Linked DNA regions of Homo sapiens: region 2 is linked to region 1. Evidence: chromatin loops called from intact Hi-C (ENCODE). Cell type or tissue: ovary. All regions are shown on one strand.

Region 1 (8,000 bases):
CCTCCCAGATGCTGGCTTCTGTGGTTCAGCCTGGGTTCCCAGCCCGTCTTAGCAGCCAAAGTGATCTTGCTGCTGCGGCAAGACAATTTATTGAAATATTGATTTGTGTTTTTGTTCTTGCCTCGCTTTGTTCTCGGCCCAGTCCAAGAAGGCAGCCTGCCACTTTCGTTCTCCAACCCCAAGGAGGTTGTGCTGCAGGGTCCAGAGCTAAAGGGGTCTATGACCCCCTTCTGGCTTTGGGGTTCTGAGGAGACTCCCTGAGGAGGGGGCAGAGGGGAGGGCTGGGGTGCATGGGCACAGGGAGGGGAAGCTGCACTGGGGCCAGGGGAGCCCTGGGAGGCAGGACTTCAGGAGACATGAGAGTGTGCTAGACCCTGGGAGCCTGGGTCCCAGCAGGGGGTACCCCAAGAAGTAGAGGAGAGGGTTACCTCAGTGTCCGGGCACCCCAGGACTCAACCTGCCACTGGGAGCTTAACTGACAAGCCACAGAGCTGCTTGTGCTTCCTCTCTCTCTCTGCCAACGTCCCAACATCTCCAAGGTCCCAGCCTATCTCTGACGGGCACAGAGGAGCCCAGGGGCAGAGATCTTGTCCTTGCTGGGTCTGGAGCATTCAAGGGCTATGGGGTACCCATGAGGCCCAGACATTGACCTTGTGCCCAGAGGCCAGGGCAAGGTCTGTGTGCATTCTTAAAACAGCCCTTTGGGTCAGTGAGGAAGGAGTGGGGATAGAAGGGGACAGTGTGGCACTGAGATGCATGCAGGTGTGGCTGGTGCCACGTCAGGAGGGTCAGGACCTGGTGGCAGGAGCTGAGAGGCATCAGGGCTGCAGGGCGGGAGCAATGAGGCAGAGACGGCACCAGTGTCTGGCTTTGGGGATTGGTAGCAAGGCAGAAGAGGCGGCGCGGGAAGGGGACGGCAAGTGCCAGAGGAAGAGCGTGGGGTCCGCAGTGCAGGAAACATGGTCACGGCAATGTCTTTCCTGGCCAGCTTGCTCGTTGGGAAGAGCTGGGCTGTTTTGCTTTGGGAGCTCTCCCACTTCTGGGGGTGCAGCCCTTGTGGGTGATCAGTCCCAAGCCGTAGCTGGGACCCATGTTAGGCCCATGGAGCACAGGTTCGAAAGGACTGAAAACTGGCTGAAGTGGGTTTGCCTGGTGGCAGCACCCAAAACAACCATCCGCAAACTCAGGCTCATGCACCCCAGAGCCCCCTTTCCTCCACCCACTCCTCCCACTCCATGAGAGCTACAGGCAGCCTTGGGTTCTGCATGCCTCTAAGGACTCCTCACAGAAAGAAACTGATGTCCAGGCAGAGACATCGGGGCAGCTGGACAGGTCTGCGGCCCAGGAGGGAAGTCTGGGCTGGCCGTGGACAGGGCAAGGCCCTCGCTACTGGAGGCAGTCGGAACCCAAGGGAAGAGCCAAGCTCAGGTCTCTCCGCTGAGACCTCCAGCCAAGGATACTGTCCTGACATGCAGTGAACTCCCCTGTGGGTCACTTGGGCTCCAGCGGGACCACCTGCTGGGATGCGACCTCCTTTGCTCCTCTGCCACCTGGCCTGCATGCAGGAGGCCAGATGGGTCCCTGCTGCCTGGGGCACCCCAGCCCCCACCATCCTGTGCCCTTGCTATGTATCAAGCCTGGGAACTGTGCTTCCCCTGAGCGAGAAGAAGACACATTTCTCATATATGGATCTCCTCCAGAAGTGAGGGAGGCTGCACTGCTTGTTTCCACTGAGGAGTCTTTCACCAGCTCGCCCTGGTCATCTACGTCCCTCCCAGTCCTGAATGCACCTGACTTCCAGCTGCCTGCTCGGCTCTGCACGGCTCCTCTAGGAAAGTCTGTCTGTGTGACTCCACCTGTTCCTAGCTGTGCTGAGGGGGGGACCAGGAGTGAGCCGTAGCACCCTGGGCTCTGCAAAGGGGGTGGCTGCAGGACCAGCCAGGGACTTTACAGGGCAGCCAGTCCCTCCCAGGGGCAGCCGCGGGCACCCAGCCTCCAGAGCAGGGGGCGGTAGATGGTGCTGTATGACCGGGGATGGACATTTCGAGGCCCTGGGGCTGCATGGTAGCTGCAGGGTCCACCTCCTGAGTGAGGCAGGGCCTCTGAGGGCAGACTCTTCACAGCGGCAGCAGCTCCCAGAACTCCCAGGTCCAGCCTAGGGCCCCAGAAGAGCCAGGCGGGAGAAGCCTGCAGTAGGGCTGTGGATGAAGTCCAGGGGCCCATCCAGCCCAGGATGCAGGAGGAGTCCTGAGTGGGCTGACCCTAGCTCAGAGCACGGGAACAGATGAGCTTCCAAGAGGCTGATCGGATCCTCTACAGGGGCCCCAGGACAGTCGTCACCCCTCATGGAGGGCTCTGCCACCCCTGTTTGGAGGTGACATCGACCACTGCAGACATGGGCTCCCAACTGGGCTCCACTGCCCGAGTGCTCTGGGGCCCTGGACCAGGCTGGCTCTTCCAGAGTGCAGGGTCCTCCTTGGCCATCATGAGTGCCCACCTATGTCCACATGGAGACCCTCCTTGCTATGCTGGTTCACAGAGCTGCCCAGATGCAGGAGGCAGACACTCGTCCAGGCCCCTGGGGCCCTCCCACAGCAGCACCGGGAGCCTGGTCCCAAGAAGGATGGTGTTTCCTCCGGGTTCAGCCTGTTTGGCTCCCCTGGCCCGGGCTGGAAAGGGTCTGAGGACATGCCTGAAAGACCCAGGGATCCCACCATGAGGTGGAGAGGGCAGATCTGAGGGCCTTAGGGAGGCAAGAGCTTGATGGCCCTCACCTTGGGTCAGAAGGTCACTTTGCTGAATGCTCCCCAGGGCTGTCAGGAGGCTTGGCCAGGGCAAGGGTGAGGAAACACTGCGGGCCCCTGAACCTCAGGCCCAGCCTGCAGGGGTCTGGGTAACCCCACGGGCCTCAGGGAACAGCCAGGAGCTTAGGGGGCCCGTGGGCCTTGGGTGGACGAGTAGGCTGCGTCCAGCTCCAAGTCCCAGCCCCATCCTGGCCGCGGGACCCTGGCTCTGAGCTGCCCGCCGGGTCCCTCCTCCTGCGTGCGATCGGTCACCTGCCAGATGGGGCACCTACTGGGGATGTGCCTGTTGCTGTCGCTGGCCTCTGAGTCACTAAAGCCTAAGCTCCTTGAGGGCCGGGTGGTTGCTGGGCCCGAGTCTGTGCCCCAGCCCTGGCCCACGCCTGCCCTCAGTAGCCCCACTCCTCCCTTCACGGAGCAATCCCGGCTTCTGCTCTCCATGCCAGGATGAGGCAGCGAACGCGGCCAGAGGACCCCGGCTGCTGGGCGCTCAGTGATGAAGGAATGAACACGAGCACCCTCAGGAGCCAGGCTGGGCAGGGAGGGAGGCGCCGGCTGCGGGGACGTTCTCGGGAGGCCTGGGGAAGTGAGCCCAAAGGGCCGCCCCGGCAGATGCTGACCCCAGCAGGAAGTCACCGTCCGCAAGGAGCGCCCCGCTAGGCTCAGGCTTGGCACACGACACCTCGCTTCCACTTCATTTTCCTACCTTCCGGATGACGAACTGCGTCTCAGACAACTGAAAGGACTCGCCTGAGTCCCACAGCCGGAAAGAGGTCGGGGTGCTGCCCCCCGCGCGGGGCGGGCAGAGGAAGGGCCGGGCCCGAGCGGCCACCAGGTGGCGCTGCTGCCGCGAGAACAGCGGCCCGGGCCGGGGACGCACCCGGCGCCCAGACTCCGCGGCCGCACCCGGGCTCCCGGGGCCCCAGCGGCCCCAAGACAGCCTCTGGGCCTCACCCTAAATACATCAATTATGACCTGAGCAAAAAGTTCTGTTCCAATCGTTGCTCTCCGACATTTCCATTGTTTGCTCTGGAAGGAGCTGAATTATCTATGCTCTTCCCTCCTTCAGTCAAGGAGACGTGGGAGGAAACCGGGATGGGGATCAGCAGCCTGGAGGCCGCCTCCGCTGGAACCGCGCCCGCCCCGCCAGGAGGCTCTGCCTGCTGGGCAAGGCGCACTCAGCCAGCCCCGCAGGCCGCCACGCGACCGAGGCTCACCAAGTCCACTGCAGGTGGCAGGTGAGGTCACCTGGGCAGCTCTAGGCCCGGCCGAAATATCTCATCTGCTCTGTTCTTGGGCAAGTTACCTTACTTGTCCCCACCTGCAAAATGGGCACAACTGCAGCTCCGAGCTTGGAGCTGGGGGGCTTCCGCCCATGACAGTTCAGGCAGGGTGCAGTCAGCGCCCACAAATGTCCCTTGTCCTTGTCTCTGCCGTGCTGTTGATACTGATGGAGTATAACACCAGTCCCTGGGGACTGGCCTACCCGCTGGGGCTGGCTCATGCCCCCAAGGGGATGCGGCTTCAGCAAAGCTTCTCAACCGTCCCCATCCCAGAGGGGCCCTCCTGCCTCAGACCAGCCTCCTAAACAGGTGCAGGATAGGACAGCAGGGAGGTTGGGTTCTGGTGAGCAGACCACATTTCTCAACCTCAGCACTCCAGATATTTGGGGCCAGATAATTCCTGTTGGGTGAGGCGGGCACCCTGTTCATGGCAGGATGTTGAGCACACCCCTGGGCACTCCTTGCCAGAACCCAGTGGAACCCTCCCCCTAGTCGTGACAACCAAAAGTCTCTCCAGACACTGCCAAATGTCCCCCGGGTGGGGGGAGGGGTGGCAAAGTCACTCTTGGTTGGGAGCAACTGACCCTCAGGGGACCAGGACAAGGAGCCTGAAGCTGGTGCTCCTGACCAGCCGGGATCACAGAGTCCAGCCCCTCCTCCCAGAGCAGAGTGGCTCCACCAGCGTGTGGCCCCGGGCAGGCCGCTCGCCCCCTGGAGCCAGGGTCCTCACTGTCAAATGGGGATGATCACAGCGCCTACTCCACAGGGTTGCTGTGGGGGTGAGGGCATAAAGTCACATAAAGGGCTTCAGACGGTGCCTGTCCCAGAAGAAGCTCTACAAACAGTCACTTGCACGAACGCCTTTATGATTGTCGTCATTCCTGTTGTGTGCTGGGGTTTCACAGACCTCCTCTTATGGGGGAAACTAAGGCCCCATGATGTTAAATTGCTCACCAAAGGTCCCACGAGTATGGACAAAGCCAGAATGAATGGCAGGGACAAGGTCCCACCATCCCTGCTCTGTGAGCACATGTTCTACCGTGCCCCCCAGCTGAGTGCAAAGTGGGCTCCCCCAAGGCTGGAGGTCTCTTGTTCCAGGCAGGGCTTACAGATCAAATCTCATCACGACAGAGAACCACGAGAGCTGGGGCAGGAGGCGTGCACCTCATTTCTCTGCCAGAACTCCCATATCGTTCCAGCATTTTGTTTCCAGCCATCTTCCCCAAAGCCTGGGAAGCTATTCCCAGAGAGAGCCAAGCTGCCAGAACAGGATTCTCAACTTGAGCCTTCCCAGGCATGAGCCAGTGCAGGCCTGTGGGGAGGCAGAAGAGGGGCCTCCTGCTAGAATCTGAATGTTGTGTCCCCCACATTTGAAAGGTTGAAAGCTGAGAACCAATGTTATGGTATTAGGAAGTGTGGTCTTTGAGAGGTCATTAGGTCATGAGGGTGGAGTCTCCATAAATGAGATTAGCACCCTTACAAAAGAAGCCTGAGGGAGCCTGTTCACCCTTCCATCATGCGAGGGCACAGCTAGAAGGTGCCCTCTAGGAGGAATGGGTCCTTACGACACATCAGTTCTGCTGGCGTCCTGCTCTTGGACTTCCCAGCCCCCAGAACAGTGAGTAACACAATTCCATTGGTTATAAATTACTCAGTCTAAGGTATTTCTGTTATTGCAGCCCAAACAGACTAAGGCACCTCCCAAGGGCAGTGTCCAGCCTTAGTGCCTCCTAGTTCTCTGGACCCAGGTAGGTCTGGGTGAGGAGGTGGATGGAGGATGATGTGGGTGGGCCATCATGCCTTGCACCCCTATCAGGTTGGGGGTTGGGACCCAGATGCTCAGGAGGACAGGGGGCTGTCCCTGGGGTGAGGCATGGGGTGTGTTTCCCACCTCATCCCCTGTCCCAGATCCCCAGGGCCCTTGATATATCCTCCCCAGACCTTCACTTCCTGGCCTTCCTGCACCATGGCTGGGCCACTCTAAATCCTCTACCCTATAGGTGGGTGGGTGGGCACACCAAGCCCCCACCCCCAGCACCTCTCTTCTCGTGCTTTCCACTAAGAGACTCACATGCAGAATTTCTCAGACCTTTCACCTCCAATGCTGAAAAATTCCAGCAAGCATTCCACACTTTGTCTTGACCTGGTTTTTTATAACAAGACACTTTATGTCCTTCTCTGATGCTCCCCAAGTCTCTGATTTCCATTTGCTTTGATTTTCATCATCCTAGGAAATATTTAAAATGAGAACAGTTGAGTAGCTTTGGTACCTTCTCAAAAAATCAATTGAAAAGCCAGTTGCTATGCAACCTCAAGTGTTGCCGATGCTCTGCTCCCTGGCTGGTGGTATATTGTATAAAATAAGATCATCTCTTTTCTTCTGCTTTTTTTTAAGAAATGGAGAAAAATGTTGTTTTAGGAAAAACTTGAGATAACTCAGAGGCTTCTCATAAGCTAGAAGACAAACATGTCACTCAAACAAGTGCTACCAATTTTATCCCCACTGGAGCCTGGTGAGGCCTGGGGGACAGGCAATGGGGGAGCGGCAGGTGGGGAGCTGGTCTATTTCTGTCACAATTTGGGATGAATAACAGGAACCGAGTATCTGGGCCACTTTCTGCCCAAGTCTGGGTCATGGTCTCACATCCCCCAGAGTCTGTCCCCACCGTGGGGGGGACAGCTCAGCCCCCTCCTGACTGCCATCGCCTTGGTTTTGCCATGCTAAAATTCTTCTAGAGACGGGGGCCTCATTCCTTGACGGGAAGCCTGTGGTTCCTTGAAGAGCAGCTCATCAGAATTCATCCCCACCATGTGCCAAACTTTGTCCCCAGAGCCCCATCGAGAATCCCTGGCTGTGCTTCTCTGTGAGCAAAAGGGGTCTGTTCCCTTGGACACAGGAGCTAGGCCTTTTGCCCCCAGATCTTGGCTGGGAAGTCCCCATCCTGGCTGCTCCATCCATGGTCCCCTATTGCCTGCCACCCTGCTGTATTCCTTGCCGGTGCTCACCACTCTGTCGCTGTCTTGTCTGCTGCTACTGCCTGGACACAGGGCTCCTCTCCCCTCCTCGTTCATGCACCTCCCTGGGATTAAACAGCAGCTGCTCGGGAAGCCAGAGGCTCTGGGCTGGCCGGATGCTTTGGGGGCACAAGGATACATCTCCTCCCACGTTCATCAGACACCTCAGAGACCTGAAAACAGGGCCTCCCCCAGTGCTATGCAAAGTGAAGTCTGTGCCTGGTGGACACAAACTGTTCCAGTCCACAGTGAGATAAGTACAGAAACTAGAAACTTTTATAGCAATTGGACGGGTTGAGTTTATGTCCACAGAATTTAATAATAAAAATCCAGACCTAGAGTTTTTGGATACCTCGGTTTTTGTCACATTTGCTTTTCCCAGTAATTCATTTATAACGTATGGTACGGAAGTATTGGTCTGTGATGGGTTTGAAATAGGAAAAAGAAAACAGCCAGGTCTTTGGCATTGAGGTGCACTGTGTACTGCTGCTCCCAGGATGGCCTCTCCCCTGGCCACCTGGGGATGGCAGATGGCTCCTCCGGTCCCACAGACGCTGCTCCCAAGCCCTGTGGCCCACAGCACATTCGCTAAGTCAGCCAGGGCCCATGACCAGAACCCATTTTCCTAGCCGCTGTGCCCTCTACCCCAAGCCTTCAGCCCAGCCCCTAGCAGTGCCACCTCCTCTGCTCTACTATTTCCTGCACTTTTGCAGTAGGTCCAACCTAAAGCAACGAGGACTCATAGCCTCGGCTCACTTCCCCTCTCACAGCCCAGAACCCCCCAGAGAAGGGCACAGCAGCGGGCAGGCCCGGCTCTTCTGGCAGTCTACACTCAGCTGATCAACTCAGGAGATCCCCGGGATGGAGCGGACCCCATGGGCACTGGCGTCCCCTACCCCCA
Region 2 (8,000 bases), 240 kb after region 1:
CTACTCAGGAGGCTGAGGCAGGAGAATGGCGTGAACCCGGGAGGCGGAGCTTGCAGATGGCACCACTGCACTCCAGCCTGGGTGACAGAGCGAAACTCTGTCTCAAAAAAAAAAAAAACAAAAGCACGCAGAAACATGTTCCTCATCATTGACCATTAGGGAAATGCAAATGAAAAGCAGAAGGAAATATCACTACACACCTATGAAAACAACTATGGTTAAAAAAAAATGCTAACAAGAATCCACAGAAAGTGGTTCTCTTATCCATTGCTAGTGAGAATGTAAAATTGTCAGTGTCTCACAAAGCTAAGCACGCATCATAATACCCAGCCCTCACACTCTTGGGCATTTATTCAGAGAAATGAAAACTGATGTTTGTGCAAAAACCTATACGTGACTATCGATAGAATTTTTATTCACCATATTTGCAGAAACTCTGGTACGTGCATATAATGGAACACTACTCAGCAGTAAAAAGGAACAAACTATTGTTACATGGATCTCAAGAGAACAAACACTGAGTGAAAAGTCAACCTTGAAAGATGATGCAGTGTGTGATTCCATTTGTACAACATTCTCATAATGACAAAATGATAGAGATGGAGAACAGATTAGTAGTTGCTAGAAGACAGGGACAGGGAGGGGGAGGTTGCAAATACCAAATACGAAGAGGTAGTGCAAGGGTGTGCATTTGTGATGATGAACAGTTCTGTGTCTTGACTGTGGTGGTGGTTATCAAAATTTATACACGGGATGAAATTGCATAGAAACGGAGAGAGAGAGAGGAATGATTACCATCTCAACAATAATGAGAACTGAATAAGGTCTAGAGTCTAGTAGCATTGTAATATCAATGTCAATTCCCTGGTTTTGATCTTGTGCTGTGGTTATATAAGATGTCAGCATTAAGATTAGCTGAGGGAAGCTTACAAGGGACTCTGTACAATTTTTGCAACTTCCTACAAGTGTACAATTATTTCAAAATAAAATGTTTTTTTTTTCCCACAGGGTAGGACATGAGCAATGATAATTCCAACCAGAGACCATCTACTAAGTGGACCTGTGGCCAAAACACCAGGTGTTCTCACTGTGATTCCTACCTACTCTGGTGAAGTAGTATTTCTCCTCCAGTTTTAATAATGAGGACAAGTTGTTATTTTTCTTCCCAGCAAGCCAAAAATAGCAGCAACAATCCCCACCATCCAGGGGTATGACATACACCCTGAGAAGCAAAGCTCCTGCACCAAGGCCTGCTGGAAGGTAAAAGCAGCCACGTCCGTCCACGGCATGAGTGTAAGCTGAGCCCCTACTAGGTGCCAGGGACTGTGCTTGATGTTGAGTGGAGAACAGGCTGAAGAAGACTTGGGGAGACAGTGAGGGAACTCAGAGTCCAGATGGGAGAGAATGATGACTTGGCCAGGAGGTTGTAGTGGGGAGGAAGAGAAAGCATGGATTTGAGACTCCTCTGGAGGTCAAATAAATAGGACTTGGGGATTGTTTGGGTGTGGACAGTGAAGGAGAGGTACCTAGGGTGACTTCCTGACCTACCTCTCAGCTTCTGTGACAAGAGCCAGTGCCTCCAAATCAGCATTTCATTGCTTGGGCATCAAGAAGTCCCAAACTCTTTGCACAGGTTTCCTGTTCCAGTGGCCGGCCCTCAGAATCTCCCTCCCCTGGGCCTGTTGGAGATTGTGGGACTGATAATGGGAGCTAGAAGGGGGTAGCCCCTGGAAAGCTCCATCCCACGGTGGGTCTGCTTTGGGCCATGCCTGTGCAAAGCCCTCCACCAGCTCCAGGGGTGGCTGGTGCAGATCTTGTTCCCAGTCCTGAGATGGAGCGAGGGGAGGATATGCTCCCATGGGGAAGACTGGAGGAGGAGCAGATGGATGGGGGAGAGTGAGTTCAAGCTTTAGAGTAGCTGGAATGGTAAGTGGCCTGTCCAAGCTCAAGGATGGAGTTCCTAAGTTGGGAATCATCAGCCCACACAGCTTTGCCTGGAGATGGTTTAAAGTGAGCAGGAACAAGAGCTGAGGACAGGGGCTGAGTTTAATGATTGTATAAAGGAGGGAGAGACAGAGAAGGGGCAGTCAACCAGGTAGAAAGAAAAGCAACAGAGTGCTGGAGCAGGGGCGCAGAGAGAATGACAGATCCAGAAAGAGAAGCTCTGGGATCTGTGAGCTGAGAGATGACAGCACAGACATATCCACTGAGCTGGAGCCCTGCTGGCCTCTGCTGGTCACGCCACACACAGCGGGGAGCACAGGGCCTTCAGGCCACTTGTTCCGTGGACACCTGGTCTTGCTGGCCTAGGTCAAGGGCACACACCACTGCCCTGGAGGGCCAGCAGAGGAAACTGGCTGCCTTCCTGCATGAATTGGGGCTCTCTCCTTGCCTGCCTTGGTGCCCCCAGTGGTGAGTCTTTGGTGAGGAGACCAGGTGCCCTGGAGTGTTATGTGTTTCTGCTCAAGGGTCCCTTTCTGTAGGTCTACTGGTGTCTGTAGCCCCTTGACTTCCTTCTGAGAATGATCAGGGCTGGGACGCTGCCTGGAAGTTTTGGGCAAAAGACTCTGTCCCCCAACCCACTGGGGTGAATGAGCCAGCAGGAGCCTGGAGCTCCTGAGGTCTTGTGTGGGGAGCAGGGTGAGAAGGACCGAAGGACAAGACCCTGCTGACACTGTGGGAGCCCCTGGCCTGGCTGCACTAGGCCCTCCTGTCACTGGCTCATCTCCCCCACTTGAGCCACTGGGGTAGGTGCCTGAGAATAAACTGACAGGGGCCTCCCATCCCTCCATCTGGGCCTCTCTCCCTGCTGGACCTGCCTCCTTGACCTGGGAACAGGCCAGAGTCCTAGACAGGCTCTGTCTGGACTCCTGGCAGCCACTGTCTGTGCCCACACCCACGTTCCACATGTTCTGAGGACCTAGCAGACTCCAGCCTGGCCCCACCCAGCCCACCTCACCTTCCCCAACCAAAAGCTGGGGAGACCTAGGTCAGTGACAGCTCCTCTGTGGGGGATTTATCCCCTACACTCTGTTTAGATTCTCAAAACATAAGATCCAGTTTGTTAGCCCCTTCCCATGAAACACCTGGGCCTGCACACTCCAAAATTAGACAGAAGAAGCTCCTCTGGGAATTCGAAGACACCTTCTCTGCTAATTCTCCCATTCCCGAGTGGTTTTCACAGCTCACTAGAACCGCCAGGACCAGCTCGGCCTCCCTAATGAGCCAGCGCTTCCCTAGCTGGGAAGTGCTCTGGCCCTAGTGAGTTTTTCTCGGCCATAAATGCACATGCTGTGGGTCAAGGATGGAGAACTGGCATTTATGGTGGATCCCGGTTTTAATAAGGTCAGGCAGGGACTCTTTCAGGTAAGCCCAGAGAATGCCACCTGTGGCAGGGCAGGGACAGGGGCATGATTTGCGTGGCTCAGGACAGTGACATGACCATGAGGAGGTACATCCGGCCTCTCCCACGTGGGTAGCATCCTCTCTGACCCGCTTCCTCAGCCCTGGCTCCCAGCCTCGCCCCCACCCCCCAGGCTATCTGACCAGCCCTCACCAGCCCTGCCAGCTACAGCTGCAAGATGGGATGCAAAGGCTACGAGGTCCGAGGGTATCCCCAGGGAGTGATGGCAGCAGGCAGGATGGCGATTCCAGGAGATGCTGTTCCCCCTCCCCCGCGGGGCAGTGACAGTCCTGGGGAACCCACTTTTAGAACAACACACCAGGCTTGTTTGCAGAGGTGTCAAAACCTTCCAAAAGCCAGACCACAGGATGTGGACCTGCTGCTGCTGCTGGACCTGGGGAAGCTGGACAGGTCCCTCAGCACACCGCTGTAGGTGTCAGCAGAGCAGGCTGTTGGCAGGCGCTGTTCCTCCGGCCCCAGCAACAGGCCTGGGAGCAGCCCACCAGGAGGCCCCGGGGGAGCTTCAGTCTCCAGCTTCTTACTGGGCCCCTGTATGCTACCCTCAGCTGTTGCTGGTAAAGCTGGGGCCCTCAGGTCCATTTGTGCAGCGAGTCCTGGGCCCCGGAGGACACCGCTAATCAGCTTCTCTGCTGGCCAGGGGATACTCACGGGCCTCACTGCAGGGCCACTGCAGCTGATCTGGTGCCTGGCCTGCCAGTGGCCCCTCACATGTAGCTCCTCCCTGTTGGTAACCCCCCACTTAGCTCCTGCACCCTGCTCTTCTCCCACCGGCCCTCAGGCCAGCCCTCCACCTGTCCCCCGCCCTCCCAGGCTAGCTTGGAGCCCTGGTCTGGGAAGCAGTGTTCCCATGGGAAGAACCCGGAGCCAGGCCTCAGGACACCATGCACACGTCTGCTGCAGAGCAAACAGCTCTTGCCTCTCGGGCCCCTTGCCAGCTTTTGATTCATGCAACTTAGAAAATAAGACATATTTTTATGCTGTTTGCCACGTTTATGAAGGAGAAATGTGTTTCATTGACTGGCCCAGGACCTGCCCTCTCATCAGCCGGCAGAGGCACAGGCTCCTCCAGGTGCCTCTCACTCTTTCCTGGGCCTGGGTCAAAAGCGCTAAACCTGCTCCAACAGCCAAAGCAGCCAGGCCTCACTCTTCCAGATGAGAACTTCGGGTCAAGCGTTTTCTTCCCAGTCTCACTCCTCAGCCCTTCCCCCTACCATCTTGTTTCCATAATCCTGAGGCTCAGGCAATTAAAATAAAATATCCTTGTAGTCTCTAGATGTTTACTAAACCAGCTGGTAATGAGCTAGGCAGGATCATCTCTATTACATAAAGGAGAAGAACAAAGAATTAGGAATATGGAAGACATTCAAACGTCTTAATTAGTGCTTCCATTTGTAAAAGCTGCTCCATCACCGAGAGCTTCTCTCAGAGGCCCATCACGGGCAGGCCAGGGACCCTAAAGCCCCCGTGCAGACTGCAGCAGCACTGTCAAAGGCTAGCTTTGGTCTCGGCCAGGCCACCTGGCCACAGCTCCACACTCAGGGATCTGGGGACCTTGAAGCATCAGATGATGGCGGGGCCCCGGGCTGGGTCCAAGCTCTGCATGGACTCCTGGAAAGGGAGAGATGGGCAGTGTCTGCAAGCAGATGTAGCCAACAATGAGGCAGAGCCCTGGGCTCCAGATGGCTCCCACACTGGGGCAAGTCTTGGCTGTGCTCCTCGCCACACCACTGGCAGACACTGCGCCTGGCTGGGGAAATTCCTCCAGCTCCTGGCCTCTTTCTCACCCTCCCTGAAGGCTTCTGGATTCCCTCACAGCCTCTGCTGAAGCCTGAACACCAGAGAACCCAGAGGATGAGCATGCCACAGACTGCCCTTCACCTTGGGGCTGCAGCCTGGACCCCCAGGCTCGCCCAGGCAGCAGGGCTGGGCTTGTGGGTGGGAGGGCAGCATGACAGTGGGAGGTGATGGTACCGAGCAGAGCTCTAGGGTCAGAGAGTCAGGCTGAGCCTGTGCCTCGGCCCTGGTCCTGCCCCATGGGCTACCCATGGCTCCCCCTCCACGGTGATGTCATCCCAGACCACTTCATAATAAGCACAGCCCTGTGTCCTGAGCCCCGCCTGGGGCCAGGCCTGGGCTAAGCACTCCACCACATTCACTGTCTCGCCAAGGCCTCACCATAACCCCATGGGGCGGTTCTGTTATTAGCCCCACTTTACATCAAGGCAGAGAGAAGAGAACAGCCATCTCAACCAGCCAGCAGGAGCCTGGAGTTCAGAGAGCTCGGAGCTCCACTGCACACCACATACCCGGAGCTGCCGCCTTCGGCCAGTGTCCATCCCCAGCCTCCCAAGCTTGGCCCAAGCCCCCTGGCCTTTGTGGGGCTGAACCCACCACTGAGCACACCCAACATGCCCTCATCCCACAGTTCCCTGCCTCCCCCACCTGAGCCCAGCACCCCACAGAGGCCTGATGAGGGCACAGGCTCAGTAAACACGGGTGGAACTGCGCTGATTGAAGGTTGGAGACTGTCTTGAATTAAACCACGATGGATGACTCTTTTAAAGCAGGGGAATGAAAGAAGAAGAAAGTAAAGCTGACATGAGTAGCCTTAGGCTTTCAGCAGGCCCAATTTAACAGTTCGAGAAGTTGCCACTATTGAACAATAATTCTTTCCTGTGAAGCGCCCTGGTCTAATGCTGGACAGAGTCCTCTGAGCTGTGCTAAGCCAGTTCCCTGCCTTTACAGGTCTTACGTCTTAAACCTTTGAAAGTAAACGTCAAATATATTACACTCCTGGGGCACGACTCTCACTGGCCACATTTCTGGAATACCTGAGACTAAATAGCCAAACTTCAAATGGATTCAACCAACTTGTTGAGTATCTACAAGAAGAATTGGATAATGCCCTTGTCCTTGAGGAAGACATGGGATGAAACATTGACAGCTGGGATGGATTAGGGTAAAGGCTTTACTGAAAGGATGTAAGAATTGCCACATTCCTCCCACTTGGCCAGGGGGAAAGGTAATTCTATCGTGGCTGGGGTCAGGTGGGAGGGGAGGGATGCATGCAGGGATAGTGTTTTACAGAGGAAAGGCATTTGACTTGATCTTGAGGGAGAAATCGGAAGGTCAACCGGGGCAGGATATCGGATATTCCACGCAGAGGGAGCAGCTCACTCGAGCCGAGTGACGTGCGGCTGTCAGCACAGGGAGCTGCAACCGCCCGCCCCTCCGTCTGCGTGAGGGGCCCCTCGTGGCATCTTCCGAGTGCTATGGAACACCTTGCTCCCGCTCCACCCGCCCCGCCCTCCAGTGCCTTCGTATTTCTCTCATGTGCTTTTGTCTTTTTTCCTTTCCTTTTCTCCCTTACATATCCAACTGACACCTTGTCCACTTTGCTGCAATTACTAATTCATGGATTGATTAAATCATCTACTCCACAGATACTTACAGATGAGCTGCTGTGTGCAGTGTTCACGGAAGGCACTGTGGAATTGGGATCGGGCGCCTGCCCCGAAATCCCACACAAAGGGGACAGCAGGAGGAGGCCGCTCAGCTGTGGGAGTGGGACGGGGAAAGGGAGGTTTCAAGGCCAAGTGGAAGAAGTGGCGGTGGGGGAAGGTATTCCAGGTGGGCACACTGTCACCCACTCATTCACACCATCCACACTGCCCAGACACACACACACACACACACACACACACACACACACACACACACGCTGGCTGCTTCTCTGCTCTGCACCTCAGAGACCATCTATACAAACCTGATGGAAGTGTGTTTAGTATATTTCATTAAAAGATGCTTGGCCGGCCGGGCGTGGTGGCTCATGCCTGTAATCCCAGCACTTTGGGAGGCCGAGGCGGGCAGATCACGAGGTCAGGAGATCGAGACCATCCTGGCTAACATGGTGAAACCCCGTCTCTACTAAAAATACAAAAAATTAGCCGGGCGTGGTGGCGGGTGCCTGTAGTCCCAGCTATTCGGGAGGCTGAGGCAGGAGAATGGCATGAACCCAGGAGGCGGAGCTTGCAGTGAGCCGAGATCGCGCCATTGCACTCCAGCCTGGGCGACAGAGCGAGACTCCATCTCAAAAAAAAGAAAAAAAAAGATGCTTGGTCAACACTGCTTCCTTTCTTGGCCCTGCTGCCTAAGGTGGCCACGGCTCTGCTGTCTCCAGCCCCTGATGGTAACTCCCCGACCCCCTGCCTGCGGGTTGCCTCCTCCTGCCTGCAGCACTGTGAGTCATGCCTCACTCAACGCCCTCCATCTGCGCCATCTGAGTGGCCCTGTGTGTCCCGGTGGGAGGCTGACTCCTCCACATTGGCCCTCGGTGGAGGCCAGGAGGGTCTGAGGTCCTGGAAAGTCACAGAGATGGTGGAGGCAGGGTTCCAAGGTATGGTTTCCTACCTTGCTGATTCTCCCTGGGTTCTGGCTGGCCAGGCCTGGGTGGATGTCCCCTTCCAGTCCTCTTCCCAGCTTCCTGGGCCCTAATGTGGGCTGAGTGCTGGGCATCAGACCTTCTTTCTCCAACAGCCCAAGGATTAGAACATATAGCGTGGGCACCAGAGAGCAA

What was found. Peaks named below come from ENCODE experiments on the same cell type or tissue, not always from the same donor. Only the 100,000 strongest peaks of a DNase experiment are listed, where the experiment ranks them.
Region 2: a loop joins it to region 1, with 2.4 times the contacts of the local background. A loop is called at or near these places in 13 of 110 quality-filtered maps.

What each region holds. Positions count from the first base shown.
Region 1 is chr5:179,163,646-179,171,645 of GRCh38, forward strand. The region is part of intron 5 of ADAMTS2 (ADAM metallopeptidase with thrombospondin type 1 motif 2); the gene reads right to left. Among named protein-coding and RNA genes, the nearest start is that of ZNF354C, 110 kb to the left of the region's middle. RefSeq lists an enhancer at 3,443-3,944 and a silencer at 3,558-3,767. In ovary, a CTCF peak has its summit at 3,636 (motif pointing right); DNase peaks (open chromatin) are centred at 376, 2,966, 3,626, 3,936 and 5 weaker places; H3K4me3 peaks cover 594 bases.
Region 2 is chr5:179,402,266-179,410,265 of GRCh38, forward strand. No RefSeq gene overlaps it. Among named protein-coding and RNA genes, the nearest start is that of ADAMTS2, 61 kb to the left of the region's middle. In ovary, no CTCF peak of the experiment used is centred here; DNase peaks (open chromatin) are centred at 2,236, 3,556, 4,346, 7,746 and 1 weaker place.